Regions from separate parts of the Homo sapiens genome. Here region 1 is linked to region 2. A link is an interaction called in ENCODE POLR2A ChIA-PET data of the cell type or tissue named here. Cell type or tissue: Caco-2. All regions are shown on one strand. Links, peaks and the distances in the headings refer to the core of each region. The heading gives the core; the rest is flanking DNA.

Region 1 (4,907 bases), core at 908-4,907, 210 kb before region 2:
GGGGCCTTCAGGACTTGGCTCCTGAGCAGGGTCTCCAGCCCACCTCCCATCACCCTTGCCTCCTCCCACTGCCCACAAGGGCCATAGTGAGTGCCACACTGACTCTAGGAAGGGGATACTGCCCTGCATGACGCTGTGAGGCTCAACCGCTACAAAATCATCAAACTGCTGCTCCTGCATGGGGCTGACATGATGACCAAGAACCTGGTAAGCTCATTCCCTCCTTGATTCAGTCACTGGCGTGAGCACTCATACAGTGGAGGTGCTGTCCTGGTCCCTGGAGCAGCCCCCGCCTAGGGACATGTATCATTGGCTCTGGCCAGCACCATAGTACATAAACTTGTCCTCTTCCAGAGCACCATTCCAACTGTCCGCCCCATTCTCTATGTGTGTCTATGTCCAGAGTGCAAGTGCAGAGAGACAGCAGGAGGGGCAGCAAGAGGACTTCCCAAAGACCCCCAAGTAGGCCAGAGGGGGTCCTCAAGTACTGGCCCAAGGAGGCCAGAATCATGAAAGGCCAGAGCTGGAAGGGACCGAGCACTCAGCTGGCATGACAGTTCCTAGCACCCCATGTCAGCTCCTGTGGTCTTTGAGTTTTCTTAGGATCTAGGCAGGAAGTCCTTGGAAGGGGAAGGTGCCCAGGGAACACCTTGGACTAGGGAACACTTAGTCCAAGTTCTTCTTTGGGGCCCAGAGCATTCACAAAAGGAGGCCATGGGAGAGTCCCTCGGGCTCAAGAAAGGCTAAAGGGATAATGAGAAAAGCAGGAAAATATGGAGAAGGTATAAATGAGGGGTTTTCACCCTCAGCATTATTGACATTTAGGGCTGGGTGATTGTTTGTTGTAGGGGACCATCCTATGCCTTGTAGGATATTTAAGCAACATTCTTGGCCTCTGCCCACTAGATGCCAGTAGTACCCATCCCCTAGTGTGACAACCAAAAGTATCTTCACACAATGCCAGTTGCCCCCATTTGAGAAGCACTGGTGGTGTCAATGAGGGTACCTTCTGTGAAAGCCTTCAGGACAGTTAACAGATTTTCTCTTGCCAACCCCCACGCCCCGTCCCGCCCCCTCCAGGCAGGAAAGACCCCGACGGACCTGGTGCAGCTCTGGCAGGCTGATACCCGGCACGCCCTGGAGCATCCTGAGCCGGGGGCTGAGCATAACGGGCTGGAGGGGCCTAATGATAGTGGGCGAGAGACCCCTCAGCCTGTGCCAGCCCAGTGAATGCGTGCCCCAGCCCAGCCAGCTACCCAGCCCCTCTCTGTGTGCAGCCGGAGGGTCCTAAGAATGGCTCCCGGAGCTAACTGAGGGCCCAGCCTTTTTTCTGCATGATCCAGGAGCACATACCACAAACTACCACAATAAAAAAGCTGTTTTTGCTAATTGCGATGTTCATTTCCACTTGTGTCTGAAATCTTTGGGAATGAAGGAAGACTGGGGGCAAATGCTGGTTTGGGGAGGAGGGAAACTGGGAGCCGGTTGGCCCTCTGAGCCAGCCCTGCAGCTTCTTTACTGTGGTCTCTTTTCCTTTCCTCCCTGCCACTCAACTTTTCCTGCCCCTTCTCACATCTCCAGGGCCAGGCTTGGCCCCTGCATGGATTGACTTGGTAATACACTCATCCTGGCCCCCTTCCTGGTGCCTGCTGTCCTGTGGGGCTGTGAGTGGCTAGCACAGGCTTGTCACGTGGCTGCCTTGGCAGGAGGAGCCTGGTAAGGGAGCGGGGCAGGGGATGGACAGCCTGTCACAGGCAGCTTCTTGCCCAGCCTTGCCACACCTCCCACAGGGCAGGACCTGCTCAGCCAATCAGCTCCACCAACCTCAGAACTGCCCGTGGAAACCTGGCTGGGCTTCTGGCTTCAGAGCTGGGAATTGTGGGAGGAGGGCCCAGATCCCACTGGAGATACCGAAGGAGATACTCTTTAGTATTGGGATCCCAGAAACCAGTCCTATATCTGGCCAGAGGGACACTGGGTTGTGGCATCTCTCTAGCTGCTACCCAGAAGGAACAGGGCCCCCTGGGGCCTATAGGCCTTGCCCCTGACCCTGGGAACACCCAGCTCAGGCCTGCCCCAGTGGCCACAAGTCAGGGAGGCCGCAAATTTTTAACTAGAAACATTGATCATTAATAGGGGGTTAGAAAGAGTTCAAACTAAGTCTCACTCTGGGACATAGACCAATTGTGCTTCAGGCCTCCTGCAGAGATGCTGGGTCCCCAAGTCTGGTCTTCTGTGAGGCAGGGGCTAAGCAGGAGCTTGTCCAGGAATGTGGGGGTCTGGGCCTCAGGGGAGGGGAAGAAGGTGGACATTGCGGGTATCTACCCCCCTGTGACCACCCCCTTCACTGCCACTGCAGAGGTGGACTATGGGAAACTGGAGGAGAATCTGCACAAACTGGGCACCTTCCCCTTCCGAGGTAAGTGGGGCTGTCCTCTGTGGGACCTGGGGAGATGTGAGTGGCCCTTTAGCCAGAGACCAAGGGAGGGTACACAGGCTCTGTCAAGCTGTCCAGGGATAGTCTGGTACTCAGTGGGTCATTTTATTATGGGAGAGGAACAGGGGAGACTGGTCTGGAGTCAGGAGACAGGCAGGAAGCTCCACGCTGGCCTGTAACCTTAAGCTAAACCTCACCTGCTTCAGTTTACCCAGCTGTAAACTGTTAAAGTGCCTTTGTAGCTCCCAGAGTGATTCTGAGGTTGGACTGGATAATGGGCGTGAAAGTCCTTGTCAACCTTGTCACTTGGTGCAGATGTGAAGGCATGTGGCTGGGGTCACGTGGCAGCCCAGCCACAGTCCCAGTTCCCTCCAAAGTTTGTTTGTACATTCTCTTCTGGACAAAGCCTCCTTGCCAGAATTAGTTCTCCTGTGACCCCTTGGCTCCTGTGACTCCTGTTGTGGCTCCTGTGACCCCATCTCTCTTTACACATGGGTCTCCCCAACTCTGAGGTTAGGGACCAGATGATATTTGCAACAATCAACATGTAACAGAGTCCCAGGCACAATAAATGAAGGTAGAAGAAAATGTCAAATTCTGCCTGCCCTGCTCCGCCCATCCCCATTCCTTACTGCACAATCCCCTGAGGCAGTGCTCTCTGTAGGACCATCCCACAGATGGGAATCTGGGCCTCAGAGTGACATGGTCACTGCCCAAGGTCATTCGGCTAACACATAGCTGAGCTGAGGTTTGCACCTCGTCTGACTGCATGGCCCATGCTCCATTTTACTCCCTCGCTGACTCTCATTATAAACCCTTTGGAGCTGCTAGGCCACACTATTTCAACGGAGTGTCTGGTCAGCACTAGCTTTGTTGTGGCTGCTATTGAGGCAGTATCGTGTAGACTGTGGACTCTGGTTTCAAATCACAGCTCTGGAGTGAGCGCCTGTAATCCCAACACTTTGGGAGGCCGAGGCGGAGGGATCATGAGGTCAGGAGTTCAAGACCAGCCTGGCCAACATAGTGAAACCCCGTCTCTACTAAAAATGCAAAAATTAGCTGGGCGTGGTGGTGTGTGCCTGTAATCCCAGCTACTCGGGAGACTGAGGCAGGAGAATCGCTTGAACCCGGGAGGCAGAGATTGCAGTGAGCTGAGATCATACCATTGCACTCTAGCCCGGGCGACAGAGCAAGACTCCATCTCAAAAAAAAAAAAAAAAATCAAATCACATCTCTGGCACTGACTTAGTGTGGGATGATTGCTGTCCCTATCGGACACATGGGAGTGATAATGCTCATATTATGGGATGGTTGGACAAAAAAATCTGAGAGAATGCAAGTGAAATCGTGCTATAAATTGTGGAGTAATATACATTGGAAGGTACTGATTCCAATGGTAATAATGATTAAAATGACAGTGTGATTGGCATTGCAGCAAAGCTGCTTTGTGACTGTGACCCCTGGCCTGATGGACACGTTGATCATTCATAGCTCAGTACTGAGGGAATGTGCCCCTTCCTTGGGGACAATGAATGCCCTGTGGAGGGCCACGTTGAGCAGGGCACAACTGTTAGGTTTCTGCTGGTGCTTGGCTCGTGGGGCCTGGAGGTTTGGTGAGGTCCTGGTTCTCTTGAAGTGAGAAGCATTTTGAGCCTCTAAGTGAAGACCTTACTTCAGCTTCAAGGTTCAAGGATGCTCTAGTTCAGGGTGGGGAGGGTGGACTTTGCATCTGGTGTTTGCCTGACACCCAGAGAATCCACAGAGACCCCCAGACTCTTCTCTGGACCCTCCCTTCTGGGCCACCCACCCACTCTTGCAGAGGGCATGGGGTGCCCAGGAGCACAGGCTTCCGTGGATTTAGCAGGCTGTGGGCTGCACATACCCACTTGTCTGTCTCCCTCGCAACCTATGCAGGCTCCAGCTCCCATCTGATCACTCACCCACACACCAGAGAGCCAGCGGGGTGTGGTAGGAAGAGCCCAGCATCTTGAGTTAGAGGACCTGGGCAAGAATCCTGCCACTTCTGCCAGTTAACAGAGACCTTGGGGAAACCACTTAACCTTTCAAATCCAGTCCTCATTTTAGAATAGGAACTGAGCCTTCAGGCTTCTAGCCACAGGGTCAATATAATCCTCCCAAGGCACTGTCACAGAAAACACAGAGATAGAGGGTCCCTTCCCTGCTTCCAGGGTGCAGCCAAAATGCCCAGGAAGGAAGACACAAACAACTTTAGCTCTGAAATCTGTGTTTCTCTTGCCCTGTCCTGGCCCCTGAGGTAGACTTTGCAGCCCAACACTCAGGCTGAGGAGGGAACGTATCACATTGTAAGGGCCTCCTGCAGCCAGTTAAAGGTCCTCTGAAGAGGAGATGAGGGCCAGGCACAGTGGCTTACTCCTGTAATCCCAGCACTTTGGGAGGCCAAGGCAGGAGGATCTCTTGAGACCAGGAGTTGGAGACCAGCCTGGCCAAC
Region 2 (6,184 bases), core at 1,044-5,043:
CAAGCCCGTGCCTACGTTCCAGATGGAGCCTGAGGCTGGAGTGGGGTGGTGACTTCCTCATTGCTGCACGGGCTGTTCAGGAATCTTGTGGGGCAGCAGGTGCTGGCCTAGGACTCCCGGAACTAACAACAGCAACAGAAACAACGCTACCATGCACTGAGCCCCTGTTAAGTCCCGGGCACCGTCCTGGGTGCTTTACCTATTTTGCAGTGGCTCAGCCGGTTCAGATGGGAGAGCAGGACGGCAGCGAGTGAACAGTCCGCTTGGAGCTCTCCTCCTGCTCCCACCCTCCTGCAGAGTTCTCGGGTTGATCTAGGGGGCAGAATGTGTTCTTCCTAAGCCCTGCCACCCCCGTTAATTTCTAACCAATGCAGCTGGGAGATAAGATAGCACCAGCCCATTAATCAAGGCTGCCTGGCAGGGTGGGGTGGGGGTGGGGTGAGACAACACCACAACACAGTTGGAGATAAGCCCCTTCCTCCAGGCTCCCTCAGGGGCTGGGCCAGTGGAGATTGCTGGGAAGTTTGGCCCAGGTTCCAATCCCAAGTGTCTGGGTAGGGAGGGTGGAGCCCACAGTGGCTACCGGGGCGGTCACTGCGCTGGGAAGGGCAGGGGGGGCAGGCTGGATTGAGACGAGACGGGAGACCTGGGTTCTGGCTAAAGGGCTCCCTCAGCTCCCTCTGTGCCTTTATTTATTTTATTTTTTAGATGGAATCTCACTCTGTTGCCCAGGCTGGAGTGCTGTGGCATGATCTCAGTTCACTGCAACCTCTGCCTCCTGGGTTCAAGTGATTGTCCTGCCTCAACTTCCTGAGTAGCTGGGATTCCAGGCACCCACCACCACGCCAGACTAATTTTTGTATTTTTTGTAGAGATGGGGTTTCACCATGTTGGCTAGGCTGGTCTTGAACTCCTGATTTCAAATGATCCACCCGCCTCGGCCTCCTAAAGTGCTGGGATTACAGGTGTGAGCCACCGCGTCCGGCCCCCTCTGTGTCCTTAGATAAGTCACTGCACCTCTTTGGGCTGCTGTTTCTACATCTGAAAAAATGGGGGGTTGGGGGATTGGACTAGATGACACGAAGGGCCCCTACACTTTAAAGGTGCTCAATGCCTGGCCCTGGGTAGGTGAGGCATGGACTGACCTGTCGGCAGGGAGAGGGGCAGAGGGTGTGTGGGCAGAGGCACCACCTTGGCTAAGGGACAGTGGGCTGGACGGGATTTGTCCCTGCACCTGTCTTAGTCACCCAGGACAGCAAGTGGGTGGTGGTGGTGGGGGTGCTGCTGGGGTACAGGAGGGGTAACAGGGCCCTTGAGCCACTGTGCACCTTGGAGGGCCATGCAGTACGCTGGTTAAGCACCCAGGTGCTGGAGTAGTGGCATTTGATTCAAATCCCAGGTCTGCTTCTCCCCTGTGTAATCTTGGGTGAGTCCCTCAACCTCTGGCACCTCAGTTTCTCTATCTGTACAATGGGCATGATAATAGTGTTTACCTTGTCATTTTTGGGAAGTTTTGCTAGAAAGATAAATGTAAAGTGCTTAGCTCGATTCCTGGCAGATGGCAAGTGCTCAGTAAATGTGAGTTCTTACTTCTTTCCCGGCCAGGTCCATAGGGCCTGGACCCTTGTTAGAGCAGATTCTGTGTGACCACAGCTGTGGAGGAGATGGGGCAGTTCAGCCTCAAAGCAACTGCTGGCCCAAGGATGCTGATTATAAAGTGTACTTAAAATGATCAACATTTATTATCTCACAATGCAACAAATAATTATAATAAATAATTCAGTGGCTCAGGAATTCAGGAGCATCTGAGCTGGGTGGTTCTGACTCAGGGTCTCTCTCACGAGATTGCCATCAAGATATTGTCTAGGGGCCAGACACAGTGGCTTACACCTGTCATCCCAGCACTTTGGGAGGCTGAGCTGGGAGGGTCTCCTGAACCCAGGAGTTTGAGACCAGCCTGGGTAAACAGGGAAACTCTGTCCTTATAAAAAATTAACAAAAAAATTAGCTGGGCATGATGGCATGTGTGGGATCCTAGCTACTCAGGAGGCTGAGGCAAGAGGATCACTTGAGCCCGGGAGTTCGAGGCTGCAGTGAGCCATGATTACACCACTGCACTTCAGCCTGGGTGACAGAGTGAGACTGTCTCCCCTGCCTCTGCAAAAAAAAAAAAAAAAAAAAAAAAAAAAAAAAAAAAAAAAAAATTGGCCAGGGCTGCAGCCACCAGGAGACTTGGGAGGGGCTGGAGGATCTGACCCCAAGTCCACTTGTGTGACTGTTGGCTGGAGGCCATATGGGGAGCTTGAGTGTCCTCACGACATGGGAGCTGGCTTCCCCAGGGCAAGTGACCTAAGGAAGCCAGGCGGGGGGAAGCACAGTGCCTCTCATTACTTGGTCTCTGAAATTGCCCGCCATGAATTCTGCTTACTGTGTTCATTGGAGACAAGTCACTACCTCCACCTCACACCCAAGGGAAGGGAGGAGTATCAGAATTTGTGGACCTCTTTTAAAGCCACCACAAACATTAACAGCTATTCTATGCCCAGATGCTCTGTGGTGGGAACTGGACACACATTATCTCTAATTCCCACAAAAGCTTTCTAAGTTAGGAATGAAGTTTCTTCTATGGGTGAGAATATAGTGATTCAAAGGGATGAAGCATCTTGCCCAAGGCCACCAGCCAGGGGGTGTCCACAGTGCTGTCTGGTCCCAGAGCCTGGCCTTTCCCACCACACCAGGCCATTCCCCACCCCAGATACAACCCAGTTTCAGCCACACCCAATCCAGCCTTGGCTTTGAAGCCACACAGGACTGGCTACGGTAAGGAGACCTCCTTGGTTGTAGGATTAAAAGTAATGTATGAGGCACAGGGCATGAGAAAGGTAGGGACTTTCAGAGCCACACTGACCTGGGTTTGGGTTCTGACTTTGCTTCGTGCCTCAGTTTTCTCATCTGTATGGTAGGAGCAATCATGTCCATGGGGCAGGACAACTACAAGGATTAGATGAGGTGTGTACGCAGCAGGTATGCAGCACTGGCTGTTATTATCATGGGATGGGGCCAGGTAGCCCTGAGGCTGGGCCGAGAGAAGGCTGCCCTCCCTGGGAGTAGTGTGTTCTCATGGTGGAAGCAATGTCCCCCCTTCCTGGTCTGAGGACTCCCATCCGGGTTGTGTTCAGCAAAGACAGGGAATCCAAGTGATGGTGCTGCTTTGCCAGCCCTGTAGGTAGGGCTGAGGCCAGGCCCCCACGCTTGAGGGCCAGACTCGGCCAGGCTACGGACTTTCCCTAACCTCCCCGCCCTGACTCTTCCTAGGCTCAGGGGGTCCAGGCTGGGAGCTCCCCGGAGCCCTCCCCTCCTGCCTTCCCAGTGTCTCCCATGTCTCCGGCAAGGAGGGATCTGCATGCACTTGTCTGCTTCCGCCAGCAGAGGGAGCAGGTGCTGTGTCTGGGAACCAGGGAGGCTCCAGGTGAGGTGGCTGCCTGGCAGGGGGTCCTCTTGTCCTGGAAGCCCCTTAGCCCAGTGGGTGACTTGGTGATTTGGAGCAGAGCTGGCAAGGGTGGGGGCTGCATCCTAGAGCTCCTCCGAAAAGACCAGTCTCAGCTCTCTAGAGCCCAGGAGATGGGGCCATGTTCAAGGAAGGGAAGGGATGGGGTTTCCTGGGCCTGAGATCTCAGATCTCGGCCCCCGCCTCCCTTGCAATCCAGGGAGGCAAAGAAGTCATTGCTGCACTCCATAGTCTGTCCAGCTAATTTCATACAGTGCCAACTGTATGCCAGGCACTGTGGTAGCCCTGGGAGTGCACGGCAGATGTGGCCTTTCACAGGGCTGACATTCTAAAGGGAAGCTGGGCAAAGACAAGATGTATGAATGGAGTAATGGCAAACATGCGGTAAAGGAAATAAACAGGAGGCTGGGAGAGGCAGCAGCTGGGGACCCATGTCTACACTGCTCACCCAGATGGCCAGGTGGAATTGAGGTGGAGCAAGTCCGTGAGTCTGTGGGTGGGAACTGCCTCCTCCACTATGCCCCTCTCAGCCATGGGCTCCTATTGTCACCAGAAATCACCACAGGTCATCATAAGGACCTGGCCATGACAGCAGGGAGGACGTTTAGTCCACTAGTCACCTGCAGGATTATCCATGGAACTAATTCACTGGAGCACCTGGAGTCACACAGGCCTGGCTTGTGGCCTGGCTCAGTCACTTATCACCTGTGTGACCTTGGCTAAGATGCTTAAATTCTCTGTTTTGTCATCTGCAAAGCAGTAATAAAGATTCCTACATAGTGCGAGGACTGTGGTGTGTTCATCCTCTTGCAGCGCTACCTCTTGCCAGCTGACGTGTTGCGCTCACATACATTTGTTTTTTATTGCTGCTGAAACAAATTACAAATGTGTGTTACTTTAGCATTTAAAGCAACGCACATTTATTAGCGCACAGTCTCTGTGGGTTGGGAGTCCAGGCCTGGGTTACCTGGGTCCTTTGCTCAGGGTCTCACAAAGCTGCAGTCAAAGTGTCAGCCAGGTCCAGGCACGGTGGCTCACGCCTGTAATCCCAACAGTTTGGAAGGCCAAGGTGGGTGGATCACTTGAGGTCAGGAGTTTGAGACCAGCCTGGCCAACATGGTGAAACCTCATCTGTACTAAAAATACAAAAGTTAGCCAGGTGTGGTGGCATGCACCTTTAGTCCCAGCTACTTGGGAGACAGGCAGGAGAATTGCTTAAACCCAGGAGGCAGAGGTTGCAGTGAGATGAAATCGCACCACTGCACTCCAACCTGGGTAACAGAGTGAGATTCCATCTCAAACGAAACAAAACCCAACATGTCAGCCAGGGTAGGGTCATCTGAGACTTGGGAGCTTCTTCCAAACTTCCTAGGTTTTGGCAGAATTAATTTCCTTGCAGATGTAGAACTGCTTCTTGCCTCCCTTCCTCCCTCCCTCCCTTCCTTCTTCCCCTTTCTTCCTCTCTTCCTTCTTCCCTTTCTTCCTCCCATCCTTCCTTCCCTTTCTTTTATTTCATATAAAGATGAAGTCTCGAAATCCTGAGCTCAAGCAATCCTCCTGCCTTGGCCTCCCAAAGTGCTGGGATTATAGGTGTGAGCCACCACGCCCAGCCCAACCTCTTTAAGATCCTTCCTTCCTCTCTTCCTTTCCTTCCTTCCTTCCTTCTTTCCTTCCTTCCTCTCTCTTTTTCTTTATTTCTTCTTCCTCTTCTTCTTCTTCTTCTTTTTTTTTTTTTTAAGAGATGAGGTCTTGCTATGTTGCCCAGGCTGTTCTCGAACTCCTGGGCTCAAGTGATCCTCCCACCTTGGCCTCCCACAGTGCTGGGATCACAGGCGTGAGCCACTGCACCAAGGCCTGCATCTTCTTCTTGAAGACTGTGTCTTCAAAGCCAGCTGGAGAGCTCTCTCTGAGGTGTCACCATCTTTAAAAAGGCTCACCTGATTAGGTCAGGCCTACCCAGGATCATCTCACTTTCTATTAACTTAAAGTCAACTGATTATAACATTCCATATTTGCTGGTCCCACCCAGACTAAGGAAGAAGAGATCATACAGGCCATGCATAGTCAGGGTAGGAATCCTGGAGGCTATTTTAGAATTATCAGTATGACAAAAATTATTTTCACTAATAACCATGTAATAATCAGTAATAATTATTTTTAAACAACTTGTTCTTTCATTTTGAAACAAATAAACACAAAGAAAATGTCAACTTTAAACATACTGTTCAAATTCAGTAAAATGTTTTGTGTATAAACAAATGTTGTATTTACCAGACAAAAGCATTCATACTTAACATCATGGTTATCCATTTTAAACACAAAACAAACCTCCATAGAGTGGTGCCATAGAATGACAGAATTGAAGAAACTCAAATTCTGTTTTTTTTCATACTCAATAGACTATAATTTTTTATTTTGAATAAAATAAAATAAAAATAATAAAAAATGAACTAAATAAATAAAATACCCTTTAAATGCAGGAATGTGTAGTACTGTATGATTTGGGGACACAAACTGCACTTGAAGCCAGCTGGAATGATTCTTTTTTTTTTTTTTGAGATGGAGTCTCCCTCCGTCACCTAGGCTGGAGTGCAGTGGTGCGATCTCCGCTCAATGCAACCTCCGCCTCCCAGGTTCAAGCGATTCTCCTGCCTCACCCTCCCTGAGTAGCTGGGA

What was found. ChIA-PET counts read pairs that join two places held together with the same protein. Peaks named below come from ENCODE experiments on the same cell type or tissue, not always from the same donor. Only the 100,000 strongest peaks of a DNase experiment are listed, where the experiment ranks them.
Region 1: POLR2A ChIA-PET joins it to region 2 with 6 read pairs; 1 of 35 experiments calls an interaction of 5 or more read pairs at or near these places.

The regions. Positions count from the first base shown.
Region 1 is chr10:97,582,496-97,587,402 of GRCh38, forward strand. It overlaps ANKRD2 (ankyrin repeat domain 2), which reads left to right. Exons shown (of 9, transcript NM_001346793.2): 8 at 109-207; 9 at 1,081-1,389. The coding sequence ends at 1,230. It overlaps HOGA1 (4-hydroxy-2-oxoglutarate aldolase 1), which reads left to right and starts at 1,894. Exons shown (of 7, transcript NM_138413.4): 1 at 1,894-2,419. The coding sequence starts at 2,209. In Caco-2, for the core only: no CTCF peak of the experiment used is centred there; DNase peaks (open chromatin) are centred at 1,726, 2,046 and 3,121.
Region 2 is chr10:97,788,739-97,794,922 of GRCh38, forward strand. No RefSeq gene overlaps it. Among named protein-coding and RNA genes, the nearest start is that of SFRP5, 20 kb to the left of the region's middle. In Caco-2, for the core only: a CTCF peak has its summit at 3,413 (motif pointing right); DNase peaks (open chromatin) are centred at 2,274 and 3,423.